Regions from separate parts of the Mus musculus genome. Here region 2 is linked to region 1. The links are chromatin contacts, found by Hi-C or POLR2A ChIA-PET in ENCODE. All regions are on one chromosome and are shown on one strand. Each heading gives the region's core, a stretch centred on a gene start or an enhancer-like site at or near the end of the contact. The rest is flanking DNA. Distances are from core to core; before and after follow the strand shown.

Evidence for each region. A loop is a pair of places that touch in the nucleus more often than their neighbours do. ChIA-PET counts read pairs that join two places held with the same protein, here RNA polymerase II (POLR2A).
Region 2: a map of heart shows a loop between it and region 1 (6-fold over the local background). The contact joins the promoter of Hnrnph3 here to the promoter of Slc25a16 in region 1. A Hi-C loop is called at or near these places in 1 of 37 maps with a recorded cell type or tissue (heart). POLR2A ChIA-PET finds 5 or more read pairs at or near these places in 4 of 5 experiments (Patski and embryonic stem cell).

Annotation. Positions count from the first base shown.
Region 1 is chr10:62,917,473-62,923,953 of GRCm38, forward strand. Slc25a16 (solute carrier family 25 (mitochondrial carrier, Graves disease autoantigen), member 16) reads left to right here and starts at 3,161. Exons shown (of 9, transcript NM_175194.2): 1 at 3,161-3,409. The coding sequence starts at 3,280. It overlaps Gm25862 (a small nucleolar RNA gene), which reads right to left and starts at 6,052; the gene lies at 5,924-6,052.
Region 2 is chr10:63,020,495-63,026,975 of GRCm38, forward strand. Hnrnph3 (heterogeneous nuclear ribonucleoprotein H3) reads right to left here and starts at 3,355. Exons shown (of 10, transcript NM_001079824.1): 1 at 3,226-3,355. It overlaps Pbld2 (phenazine biosynthesis-like protein domain containing 2), which reads left to right and starts at 4,018. Exons shown (of 10, transcript NM_026085.2): 1 at 4,018-4,242.

The sequences.
Region 1 (6,481 bases), core at 1,911-4,410:
TTTTTTTTTTTTTTTTGCTGGTCAGTAGTAGTGTATGTTATCTTTAATCCCAGGACTTGGGAGGCAGAGGCAGGCGGATTTCTGAGTTTGAGGCCAGCCTGGTCTACAAAGTGAGTTCCAGGACAGCCAGGGCTACACAGAGAAACCCTGTCTTGAAATCTTGAAAACCAAAAAAAAAAGAAAAAAGAAAAGAAAAGAGAAGAAAAGAACGAGTGTGTTCTCTCGGAGAGATGGCTCAGTGGTTAAGAGCACTGACTGCTCTTCCAGAGGTCCTGAGTTCAATTCCCAGTAACTACATGGTGGCTCACAACAAATCTATGATGTAATCTGGTGCCCTCTTTTGGCATGCAGGTATAGATGCAGATAGAGCATTCATACACAATAAATACATCTTTAAAAAAATTAAAAGTTTACATTATTGTGGGGCACCCTGCAGCAAGTTTATGGCTAACCTGGGCTCCATGAGAATCTGTATCAGAAGAAAAGGAAATTGGTCAGCAAACTGCTGTACAATACTGGAGAGTCACAGGTAAGGGAACCAGAAACTTAAGCAAAACAGACTGGACTATCTTTTCTTTTTTCTTTTATCTATCTATCTATCTATCTATCTATCTATCTATCTATCTATTTTTTTTAAAGATTTATTTATTTATTATATGTAAGTACACTGTAGCTGTCTTCAGACACACCAGAAGAGGGAGTCAGATCTCATTAGGGATGGTTGTGAGCCACCATGTGGTTGCTGGGATTTGAACTCAGGACCTTCAGAAGAACAGTCGGGTGCTCTTACCTGCTGAGCCATCTCACCAGCCCCTATCTATCTATTTTTGGACTATCTTTTCTTTACTGAAATAGTTATGGTTCAAGCAGGTGGGAGGCAGAGGCAGGCATGGTCTACAGAGTGAGTTCTAAAACAGCTAGGGCTACACAGAAAAACAGAATTTTTTTTTTTTTTTTTTTTTTTTTTTTTGCTTAGGATGGGTCTCCTTCTCATGTAGCCCAGGAGTGCACAGCACCACATCCAGTTACTTTGGTGCTGAAGGTCCTATTAGAACGTGTTGCAGTCTATGTAACGTAGTTACATCCTCAAGCCCTTAATCTTATTCTTCTAACAGGTTTCACTCTGTAGCTCAGGGTGGCTTTGACAGAACCATGTAGGGCAGGTTGGCTTCACACTCTTGGCATTTTTCTTGCCCCAGCCTTTCCAATGTTGTCTTTACAAGTATGAGCCACGATGCCAAGCTATTTTACATCTTTAGGATCAGCAAGTCGGCACAGTGGGGCAAGGGTACTTTCTAGTACACCTAAAGGCCTGAGTTCCAGCCACAAGAGACACATGTAGTGAGGAGAAAAACACCTGACTCCAGAAGCTGTTCTGTGACCTCCACACATGTGTTCCCCCAACCACAACATGAATGAATTAATGCCTTAGCTGTTGTGTCAAAAACAGACAGTAGAGAGCAAGAGAAAGCAGGGAGACTGACTGGTCTGTGGTCTTTCTAGTGTATGGACAGAACACAATGTTCCCATTTGTGGCAGGGTGAAAGCTGAATGAACAGTATACTTAGGAGAGAAGATGGGGAGTTTAAATGCCTGTAACCTAGATGTCAGATACAAATGCCTAGCATTTGATAAGCTCTGAGGTCAATGGATCCCTAGTTTGTTTTTTTTTTCTCTCCCCCGACACCCGTCTCACACACAGAGAGAACAACCGAGACAGAGAGAGAGAGATACAGAGGAAGGGGGGAAGAGAGACACAGATAAAGATCACCCCAGGAGTGGTGGTGAAATCCTCCTGTACTCTTAGCACATGCAGGGTTGAGGCAGAAGTATCTCAGGCTAGAGACCAGGCTGGGCCATATTTAGTATTTAGTCCTAGGTCACAGATGTGAGGGTGATGCAGTTGCACCATCTGTCACTCCACTGATTACCAAGTTGACCTGCTGTCTTTTTATTTATTTATTTATTTATTTTTGTTTTTCGAGACAGGGTTTCTCTGTGTAGCCCTGGATGTCCTGGAACTCACTCTGTAGACCAGGCTGGCCTCGAACTCAGAAATTCGCCTGCCTCTGCCTCCCAAGTGCTGGGATTAAAGGCGTGGACCACCACGCCTGGCGACCTGCTTGTCTATGTGAGTGTCTCCTCCCCTCTTCCCACTCCATGTACATGGCTTCCAGAACTACATGCCTGTTTGGACAAAGATGACCTTCCCCTAAGAGAGAAGGACACCATCTTTGATAAAGGGTGTGGGAATAGATGTGTCACCCTGCTAGAATCTCCAAACAAGCCAAGCCTCCATAGCCGGTCCCGAGAAAGGCAGGGAGAGAGGAAGAAAAAGAAAAGAAGGAGAAATAAAAGAGAAAGAGTTTGTGAAGACAGCAGGTTAAAGAATTTATCGTGTGTGAGATCAGAAGATGGGAGTGGATCAGAAAGACAGGGAAGGCTGAGCTGCTTGTGTTAATGCCAGAGGCACCATACACACCACACACACACACACACACACACACACACACACACACACGCGCGCGCGCGCGCGCGAATCAAACCCAGGTATTCTACAAGAACAAGAGTGCTTTTAACCGCTGAGCCATCTCTATGGCTCTCAACATTTATTATAGTGTGTGCGCGTGTGGGCGCGCGTGCTGCCAAGTTGCATGTATGGAGGTCTAAGAATAATTTGTGGGAATCGACTGTCTCCTTCAACTAGGCCGGGTCTGGAGACAACTCAGGTCGGCCAGCCTAGTGACAAGTGCCTTCAGCCGTTGAGCCAGCTAGCTTGTCTAGCATTTTCTTTTGACACAGTATCTTTCTCTCTGCAGCCTGGGCTAGTCGGGAACTCACTAAGTTACCCATGCTGGTCTTGGTCTGGAGGTGATGCCCCTGCTTCAGAGTCCTGAGTGCTGGGATGACAGGCATGAGCTTCACTACATAGCTCAAGCGGGTCTTGATCTCCATGGTCAGGAGTCATCAGGTTCGCTCGTGCTGAGACTGCAAGCCTGAATTTACTGGTCTGGCTCAAGAGGCTCGCAAACCTTCAGCAGGAAACCCGGGACCCTGAGTGTCGCAGACCCCCTGGGTGACGCCCACTTCCGCCTTGCTCTCTTGGACGGGTCCCAGCGGCGGCTGCGTGCGTCATCATTCCTCGCCGCCGCGCGCCATGGGCATCATCTGGCCCCGCCCGCGCGGCGGCTGGGCTCCTGTCAGAGCCGGCTCCAGCCATGGTGCTGCCCAGTGTTTTGTAAGTTGGCAGCGGAGGCTCGGGACGTGGCGCAGGTCCCGATGGCGGCCCTGGTGGCTGCGGCGGCCCTGGCGGCGGCCGAGCCTGCACCCGCGGTGCCGCAGGCGGCTGGGAGCGGGGGCCCGACCTCACGCCGAGACTTCTACTGGCTGCGTTCCTTCTTGGCCGGAGGTCAGTATCCGCCGCCCGGACCCCGGGGCTGGGTGTTGAAGCCGGTCCGCGGGCCGATCAGACAGTCCCGAGCTTCTCCTGCTGCAGCACCCAGCCGGGCCTTCACGTCAGCCCCTGCAGCCGGGGCTAATCCCTCCGCTGAACCAAGCACCTATTTCTTAAGGTTGAAAACAGGATCCTTTAGGTGGGACATGGTGGGGACCACCCCTTTCTGTTACAAACAACACGTGTGACAGTGTAGGATTGGGTTTTGCTGTTTGCTTGAAAGGAAAATAAGTTTTGGAGGTGGAGGCCAGCTTGGGCTCGCGTCCCCTTCGCGTGAGTGTGCGCGCGCGTGCGGATAATGATTTGAGAATATTTAATGTATTCCCCCCCGCCCCCCCACCTCAAGAGCCTTATGTAGTTGACGCTGGCTTTGAACTCCCGATTCTCCTGCCTCTGCATCCCAAGTGCTGGAATTACAGGCACATGTCGCACAGTCCGTCTCTAGAGGCTAACTTTGAAAAATAGACTAGGATATGAGCTGGACATGGTGGAATGTGCCTTAAATCGCAGCACCAGGCAGATGCAAAGGTCGGCAGATCTTGAGTTTGAGGTCAACCAGGTCTTCATAGCAAGTTCTGGGCAAGCAAGGAATACAAAGTGATACCCTGTCTCAAAAACAAAATAAAATGACTAAGGATATTGTGCAAAATTGCCTACAACCGCCCAGCGGTGGTGGTGGTGCACGCCTTTAATCCCAGCACTTGGGAGGCAAGCAGATTTCTGAGTTCGAGGCCAGCCTGGTCTGAGTGAGTTCAGGACAGCCAGGGCTACACAGAGAAACCCTGTCTCGAAAAAAAAAAAAAAATCAAAAAACAAAAACCAAACAGTTGGAGAAGCAGGCCCGCAGACCTTGTCATGCGATAGAAGATAGATGGAGGTGATAGCAAAGATCCCTGGCTTTGTTGTTTTGGTTAATCTTGTAGATAGATGATGGTAAACTGATGGACAAAAGTGGGAGGGGCTTGAGAAGAACAACAAATCTGTAGTCCATGCTGTAGACCAGTCTGGTCTATAGAGTGAGTTCCTGGACAGCCAGGGCTACACAAAGAAACCCTGTCTCGGAAAATCAAAAAACAAAAAAAGAAAACTGCCTACAACCAAAACTGGTTCCAGGAATCGTGGTAAACAAGCTTGTAACTGCTTGAAAAGAAGCACTGTGCTTTGTGCTTACTCTACCAGATGGCTTGCATGTGCCAGGGTTCCTCTCCCTTTCAGTAAGCAGGTGTTTGTAAGTTTGTATCTCTTAACCTCTCCCTCCCCACAATGATTGATTATTTGAGTTGTCATCAGGTAATTATTTATGTGGTTTTTCTTTTCTTTTTTTTTTTTTTTTCCCAGACAGGGTTTTTCTGTGTAGCCTTGGCTGTTCTGGAACTCACTTTGTAGACTAGACTGGCCTCGAACTCAGAAATCCGCCTGCCTCTGCCTCCCGAGTGCTGGGATTAAAGGCATGCGCCACCACACCCGGCTCAGTTAATTATTTATGACTGGCAATAAAAAAAATACACATCATGAGGTCTTATGGAAAGATAGGGTCATAGCTTGCAGCTGTTTTGGGAATGTAATTATTTTCTTCTCAGATTAAAAAGACATTTGTTACTTAGTCCTAGCACTCGGGAGGCAGAGGCAGGCAGAATTAGCTCCAGGCCAGTCTGGTCTACAGCATGAGTTCCAGGATGGCCAGAGCTACACAGAGAAATTCTGTCTTGAAAAACCAATGTGTACACAATGTGTGTGTGAGTGTGTGTGTGTGTGTATATATACACTGGCCATGATGGGAGTCTTTTGAACCTCAAAGCCTACTCCTAGTGACCTACCTTCTCCAACAAGGCCACACCTCCCAATCCTTTACAACATTTCCACCAGCCAGGGACCAGTATTTATTTGTTTATTTAATTTTATTTTTTGGTTTTTCCTGCCTCTGCCTCCCAAGTTCTGAGATTAAAGGCATGCGCCACCACTGCCCGGCACAGGGACTGAGTATTTAAGAATATGAGACTTTGGGAACTATGATGGTTTGTGTATGCTCAGACCAAGGAGTGGCACTATTAGGTGTGGCCATGTTGGAGTACTTGTGGTGGCCTTGTTGGAGTAGATGTGTCACTGTGGGCATGGACTATATATAAGACCCTCATCCTAGCTGCCTGGAAATCAGTATTCTCCTCGCAGCCTTCAGATGAAGATGTAGAACACTCAGTTCCTCCTACACCATGCTGACATGTTCCCACCTTGATGATAATGGACTGAACCTCTGAACCTATAAGCAGCCCCAATTAAATATTGTTCTTGGAGTTGCTTTGGTCATGGTGTCTGTTTACAGCAGTAAATCCAAGATAGGGGCCATTCTCATTCAAACCTCTACATGAACCCTTCCCATACTGCCCTGGCTTCCCAGAGGTACTTTGAATATTTTTTTGGATCTTAGGTTGGGGTCAGCATTGAGATCAGAGATACCAGTATCCATCAGAAAACTATTTTGAAGGCCTCTAAGAGGAACCGAGACGTACAACAGATTGCTTACACTGCCAAGGATTTTGTTCTTGGCAGCCATTGCATCACCAGATCCCCAGGAAGAAGGAACCCTATCTCAAAAGACAAAAAACAAAAAACAAAAAACAAAAACAAAACAAAAAAAATTTTTTTTAATCTGCAGAAGAAAATAATTATACTCCCAATAAGATGGCCTCAAGCTCAGAGATCTGCTTGCCTCTGACTCCCGAGTGCTGAGATTAAAAATGTGTGCCACTATGTCTGACTAGAGTTTGTTAAGACAGAATCTCATATATGGTAGGGTGGCCTCCAACTTAGTATTTAGCTGAAAGTGACTGAATTCCTCAGACCCCCGCCTCTGCTTTCCTAGGGCCACGTCTCAGACAATCTTGGCACAGTGTCTCAGATGTGTCCACCACACCCTGCGATGCTGCTCCTCCTCCTCCTGCTGCTGCTCCTTTTTCCTTTTTTTTTTTTTAAGATTTATTTATTTATTTATCTTATGTATTTGAGTACAATGTGGCTGTACAGATGGTT
Region 2 (6,481 bases), core at 2,105-4,604, 100 kb after region 1:
TGAGATTTGAGTATAAAGACAAAAACTCCCATAGCCAGGTGGAGCTCTATAACCAGGACAGGACTCATAAGATATTATATGTGCTACCACAACAGCTTAGGATAGTCCTTTCCTCTCAATGACATGACTATAAATTAATTCATCACAAACAAGCACTGGCTTCTCTTGCAAAAGGCCTGGCTGGTCTCTATTCCCAGCACCTACACAGTGGCTTAGAACTGTAAATAACCCCATTTCCCATGGATCCAACACTCTTTGGGTTTTCTACCCATGTGGCGTACATAACAAACAAGCAAAACATTCATAAAATTAAAATAAATGGGGGACTAGTAGCAAAGACAAGGGAGAAAGCTCTTTTGTGTATCTAGAATTTAACACAACGCTTTTGCCAGGTAACACTCTTATGAAAACAAGAACTCTGAAAAACACTACACTGATAGTAACTTTCATTTAACAATCTTTTATTACAGTTAGTTAATCTGGTATATGTGCTCATACTTCACACATATACCTCAGTGCAATGTGCAAGTCAGAGGAAAATTTTTGTTCAACAGTTCTTGACTTCAATTAACAAAATGTTACTGAGCAAAACCAGATTTGGACAACATATTTTCTCACGGGGTGACTTTCCATTCAAGTAAAGAGAGGAGGGAAACAGCCTTGCTCTAATATACCTTTTAGCTCAAGTCTAGAGTCCTACTAAAACCTGAAGAAGGGCAGTCTGTTCTGATTCCTCCAGTTTCCAGAGGCTATGTATCAGGTCACTATTTACAATACGCCAACCTTATTTGTAACTGTCATAAATTAATCACTACTCTGCTTTGGGGATCCCAACTGTTCTCATGCCACTAATTTCAGAGCTTGAGACAGGAGACCAACCTGAGTCACATCCCCCACTCCACCCCAAGAGCTATATAGGTGCAGTCCTTGCTCCCGTAGCCTAAGGAGGGGAAAGTGGAAGGATGGTTTGAGGCTAGGAGTCCTAGGAGAGCCAGGGTAAACAGCAAAACACTAACCACAAAACCTCCAAGTCGTAGGACCAATTTAAAAATACTAGCAGTTAAAATGAAGCCAGCTTTAGTAACATTTTTGAGACTTTAAATAGAAAGCAAAAATTTCAGTCACAAAAGACTATGTACTATTCCAACTATACAAACACGTAAAAATCTTTAAAAAGCAAACAAACAAAAAGCAGAACCTGATCTGTTGCTTCTGAGGTTTGACATAGAGAACACTGTCATGGGATGACTGTTGGTACATGTATCTTCTTGAAATGATAGAAGCGTTTTTTAAAACCGGATTGAAGTGAGGGTCTGATAACTAGCAATGTACTAAAATCTGTGGTATACCACTTTAAAAAAAAGTTGATGGTGGCTCACAGCACTTGGGAGGCAGAAATATCAAGATCCTCCAATCAAGACCAGCATGGTCTACAATGAAACCTTATCTCAAAATAAAGCAAAACACATTTGGGAGACAGAGGCTCCAAGAGGGAGGCCTTCAGTACACATCCAGTTACATCAAGATCCTGTCTCAAAAAAAGTAAAGGCATTTCTAATGTAACCCAATCAAGAAAATGTGGACGTATCTTTTAGTTCGTTATAGTAGATCTGAACCCTCTGCATTTCCAAAGTCCATGAAGAATCTCCTTTTTTGGCCGGGCGTGGTGGTGCACGCCTTTAATCCCAGCACTTGGGAGGCAGAAGCAGGTAAATTTCTGAGTTTGAGGCCAGCCTGGTGACATGAGTTCCAGGACAGCCAGGGTTATACAGTGAAACCCTGTCTAAGGAAAAACAAAACCAAAACACAACAAAAAAAAAAAGCCACAAAAAAACCAAAAACCCTCCTTTTTCTAGGTGGTAATCTGTTTCTTGGAGATTTTTTTTTTTCGTTTTGAGACGGATTCTTGCTCTATAGCCCTGGAACTCACAAAATACGATTGGGCGTTTTATCCAGCTTTTGTTTTAAATATTGGAATGTACGTTAACAGTTTTCCCATTACTCATGAGCAAGTTAACTTTCAGGCCCAAATGTGCTTTTTTTTTTTTTTCCTTTTTAACCCATTTTCAATGAAAATTAATGACAGTTCCAATTTAAGGACCCAAAACGCGTCAACTAGGTACGCGATTCGGCTTCCAATTTAAGGACCCAAAACGCGTCAACTAGGTACGCGATTCGGCTTCCACTTTAAGAGACCTATTTCGGCTTCAAAACACCACAGTTCGATACAAGTTTTAAACATGCTCAGCCATCAAATGAAACGAAATGCACTGGGCTTTCGGCCTTAATTACAAAACGACACAAAACACAACTCCTGGAGAGTTAACTACCCCAAACACAACTTAACTCTCCACCCTTGCCTAAACGCAGCACCTTCGCAGTTCACCTGGCCCGGACCTGTTTGAAACACACCCACTTTGCACTATTCCTATTAGAAAAGCCATGCACTTCTCTTCCAAAATGAAAAGTCTTGGTCGACACCTAAGAGGGGGACATGGGGTAGGTGGGTGGTAATTCTTTGGAGATGCGCAACGGACTCTCTCCGCAGTTCCAAATAGGGACTAAAAGGTCGGCTAAGCGTCCTTTGCCTCCTCCCGGAGATTTTCCGTTTGCCCAGCTCGCCCTAGAGACCCGGGAGATAGGGGACAGTCCGCCTCCGGCCCCCGGCCAAGGCCATCGCAACCGAGCGGCGGAATTACAAAGGAGGACCGCGGCCGCCTTTGTCCTGCATCTGGCATCGGAGCGCCCTCGTCGTCACTGGCTTCTCCTTCCCCCGCCCCCAGCTCCCCCTGTCTCAACCCTGGAGTCTGCGTCAGCAGCCCCTCGCAGCCCCGCCGGCCCCAGGTAGTCCCTTCGAGAGCACCGGAGGCCCCGGTGGGTGGCCGGGCCCGCCGAGCGCCATTTCCACCCGGAGCGCGTCCCGCTTTCCCGGCTCGCTGAGCTCCCCACCCTCATCCCTACCGGAGAGCTCGGATCTCCCGCCCGCACTCTCTCCTGCCGGACACTTTCCCGTAAGCCGGAGGCGACAAAGTAGCCCGAGCGGGGGAAAGGCGGGAAGGCGACCCGACCGCTACCGGCCCCCAAGATGGCGGCAGCCGAGCGGCGGGGGAGAGCGAGCGAGCGGCCACTCCGCGTTCCCTCACCCGCTCCCGGGCTCTTCGTCCTTCTCCCGACTCCGCTGTCGGCACCGCCGGCCCAACCTACCCCCCCTTCTACTTCAGATACCCTGTGGGGCGTAAGCAACGCCTACACCGACGCTCGCGCGGGTCTGGTCGCGGGCAGGGACGCCTGGCTCGCCCGCTGCTGAGCGCTCGCCACAACGGTTCGGCTCCCTCGCTCCCCTCAACCGTCTCCCGCCGCGCCAACCGCTCTAGGAGCTGCGCAGCCGAGCGACTGCCGAGGGGGGATGGGAGGGGGGCGAGAGAGAGGGAGGGGGCAGGGCCGACTGCCCAGGCCCACCCCCTCTCTGCCGCGCTGCTCTCGCGATACTTGAGTGACAGCGTGGTCTCCCAGGGGGCGGGGCGCAGCGCACCTGCGCACTCGGGACCTGCCCGGTTGCCACCGTGGTGGGCGTGGAGTCGCAGCGAGTGGGCTGTGGCGGACTCCGTTGGCTCCCGCCGACCGACCAACCCTCTGAACCCCGGAGCTCACGTTTGTCCCTCCCCACGGGCCTCTGAGGAGCCGTGGTCACGCGGTTTGCTAAGTTTCTTATCTGCTCCACTGGGAATAGATCCCACAAAGGCCCCCGCGCGGAAGGAGCCACGTGGTTTCTGTCACCCCGCCCCCCAACCCGGGGACGGCTTTGCTGGTCCACCATATTTGCATTATGCAATCAGAAAAAAAGATGAATGTTGCGCCTGCGAAGATACAAAGCGTCTAAACCCAGCAGGATTCCCGTCCTAGCCTGGGGCATCCCCTTTGTTCCCCTGCGTAGGCAGCCTTGGCGCCTTGATTGGTTTCCTACCTGCCAGGTTCGGTTTTTCTCTCCATTAAACCCGGGTGACGGGTCTGTGGTTCACGGCAATAGACTTTATCTAAGTAAGAGTTTGGTATTCCTAAAAATTGTGCTCGCAGGAGACACCTAAAAAAACCGCATGTGGAGGTTCTGTCGTGCTACCAAGATTGCTCCCGACCCGTTTATGGCTTTTTTAAAGTTGTAACACAAATTGCACATGGAAAGGCTGTGGGAAGGTGGAGGGCCACCCTGGTGTTGAGAGACTTGGGAGAGCAAAGCTAATTAAGGTGGGTACGGACAGCAGAGGGCGAAAAGAGGCCGGGCTGGACAGACTAAGGCTGTGAACGTGGATGGGGCTGGGTTGGAATCACCCTTCAGTGTGCATCCAAAGATTTCTTTGTGCTACAAACACTGGGAAGTCCATGTGGAGTGGAGTAGTGGCAGTGTGGAAGGTTGGATTTGATTTACTATGAATTTTTATTTATGTTTATACTAGAGCCAAGAGGCCAATGACTTTCTTGTATGGAAACTTGTATTTCACGGCTTTAATTCATCTTCAAACCTACTTGAAAGTCTTTAGTACTCTACTGATTTTATAGCCCAAAATATCCTTCAGAGAAGGGGGGGGGGGCGCAGTGTGCTTATACTTACAGACAGGAAAATCAAAGTATGTTCTAGAAGCCGTCATAGCTCAGGTTTATTAAGTACTTCCTGAAATGGCATGGTAAGCAGTTCCTTGTCTTTGTTCTTGGGTAGCCAAGGATGTCCTTGAACTCCTGACCCTCTGTGTCTCCATAGCCTTACAAAGTGGTATTTCACAGATGCAGTCCCTAGTCCCACAAGAGTGAAAATAATTACACTTGATAACACTAAACTCTTTTATGTGGTGACAAGTTAGTGGCTTACTGGCCAGACACTTGCTGAAGCTTGGTTATTTTATTGTTACTTTAATCCCCTAAAGTTACCCCACCCCCTCCTTTTAATAGCTGGGGGTTGATTTAGAGCCCAAAGTATGTTCTCTTTTTTAAAAAAGTAACTGGTTTAGCTGGGTAGTGGTGCACACCTTTAATCCCAGCACTCGGGAGGCAGAGGCAGTTGGATCTCTTTGTTGGAGGCCAGCCTGGTCTTCAGAGTGAGTTCCTGGACAGCCAGGGCTACACTGAGAAACACTGCCTCTGGGCGGTGGGGTGGAGGGGGTAACAAACCTAAAGGGAACTGGCTTATTAGCAGTACTCCAAGCTGAACTCTTAGGATGAAACCTTCCCAGGGCCTTTCTTCTATTGGGTTTTAATTACATGGCTCCTTTACCTTTCACTCTTTCAACATGATTGGGTAGGTGGAATTCTGTAATCCCTTTTCCTCTTCCCCTGGAATTCAGTCTGCTTACAGCATGAATGAATTTGGCATTCTTTGCACACACTTTGTGTGGTTATCGGCCACAATCCTCAATTCGTTTTGATGGCTCTAATGTATGACTTTTCAACCAATGCTGACATTTCTTTGGAGGCGTGTCTCTGTCATTTCTTTGGAGGCGTGTCTCTGTCATTTCTTTGTGGTGAGTGCCGGTTACCACTATGAAGATTTAGGTCTTCAAATTAGTACTCCAGGCCTTTTGCCCTTTTGTTACAGCAAGTAGGGAAGTTTTCATTTAAAGAGGCATTTGACCATGGTAAAGGTAATTTGTATTAGCTTCTTAGTTTACTAATTTTCCTTAAAAAAAAAAAAAAAAAAAAAAAAAAAAAGAACCTGCTCCTTCCTCACCCAGTTGAATCCTGTTGTAAAGCTTGGTGTGATTGGACCCTGCTGTTCCGGGGATGCCTACAGAATTGTTTCCAGATTGATCTCTAAGGAATTGTTTCCATGGAGACGGTTACAACTCGGGGCTCCCAGCTGCTTTTTTCACCTCCCCTCTCTTTTTTCCTTGCCCCCTCTCCTTTCCCCACTTCCTCCCCCCCTCTCTCTTTCATGTGCTCTCCTGTTAGAATAGAGGTCAGAGGGACCCTGAAGTCCATCTTTGTTATAGTGTATAAAGAGAAAAGATGAAGCAGGAGAAGGAAATGGAAATGCCCACAGCTCCTGGAGGAAAACAATCCGAGGCTCAGTCACCCTGCGTCACTCCATCAGAATAAAGGGAGTAGGAAAATTCCATGCAGGACCTTCGGGGAAATGAAAGAAATTGAGAGTGCATTCTCTTGGGGGCAGACAGAGCACATTAGCTAAAAAGTAGTCTACCGTCGGTGTTCATAGATCCCTAATGATACTGCAGATCATTCTGCCTGCATGAAAACAAGCCAAGAACAAAACAGTCCACAGCATTGTATTGGAGTTGTGTCTAGTCTGTGTTTAAGGGCTTTGGAACATCAACTCTGACAGGGCTTTGTGAAGGATTCCTTCTTTGGCTTATGAACTAAATATCTGATGACTTTAAAAGAGCGAACACCTTCTTCACATAGCCACCACTGTTTCTCGACAAGGCTTTCAAAGATTTCATTTTCGAGAGTTTGTTAAAATTACTTCCCTGGTAAC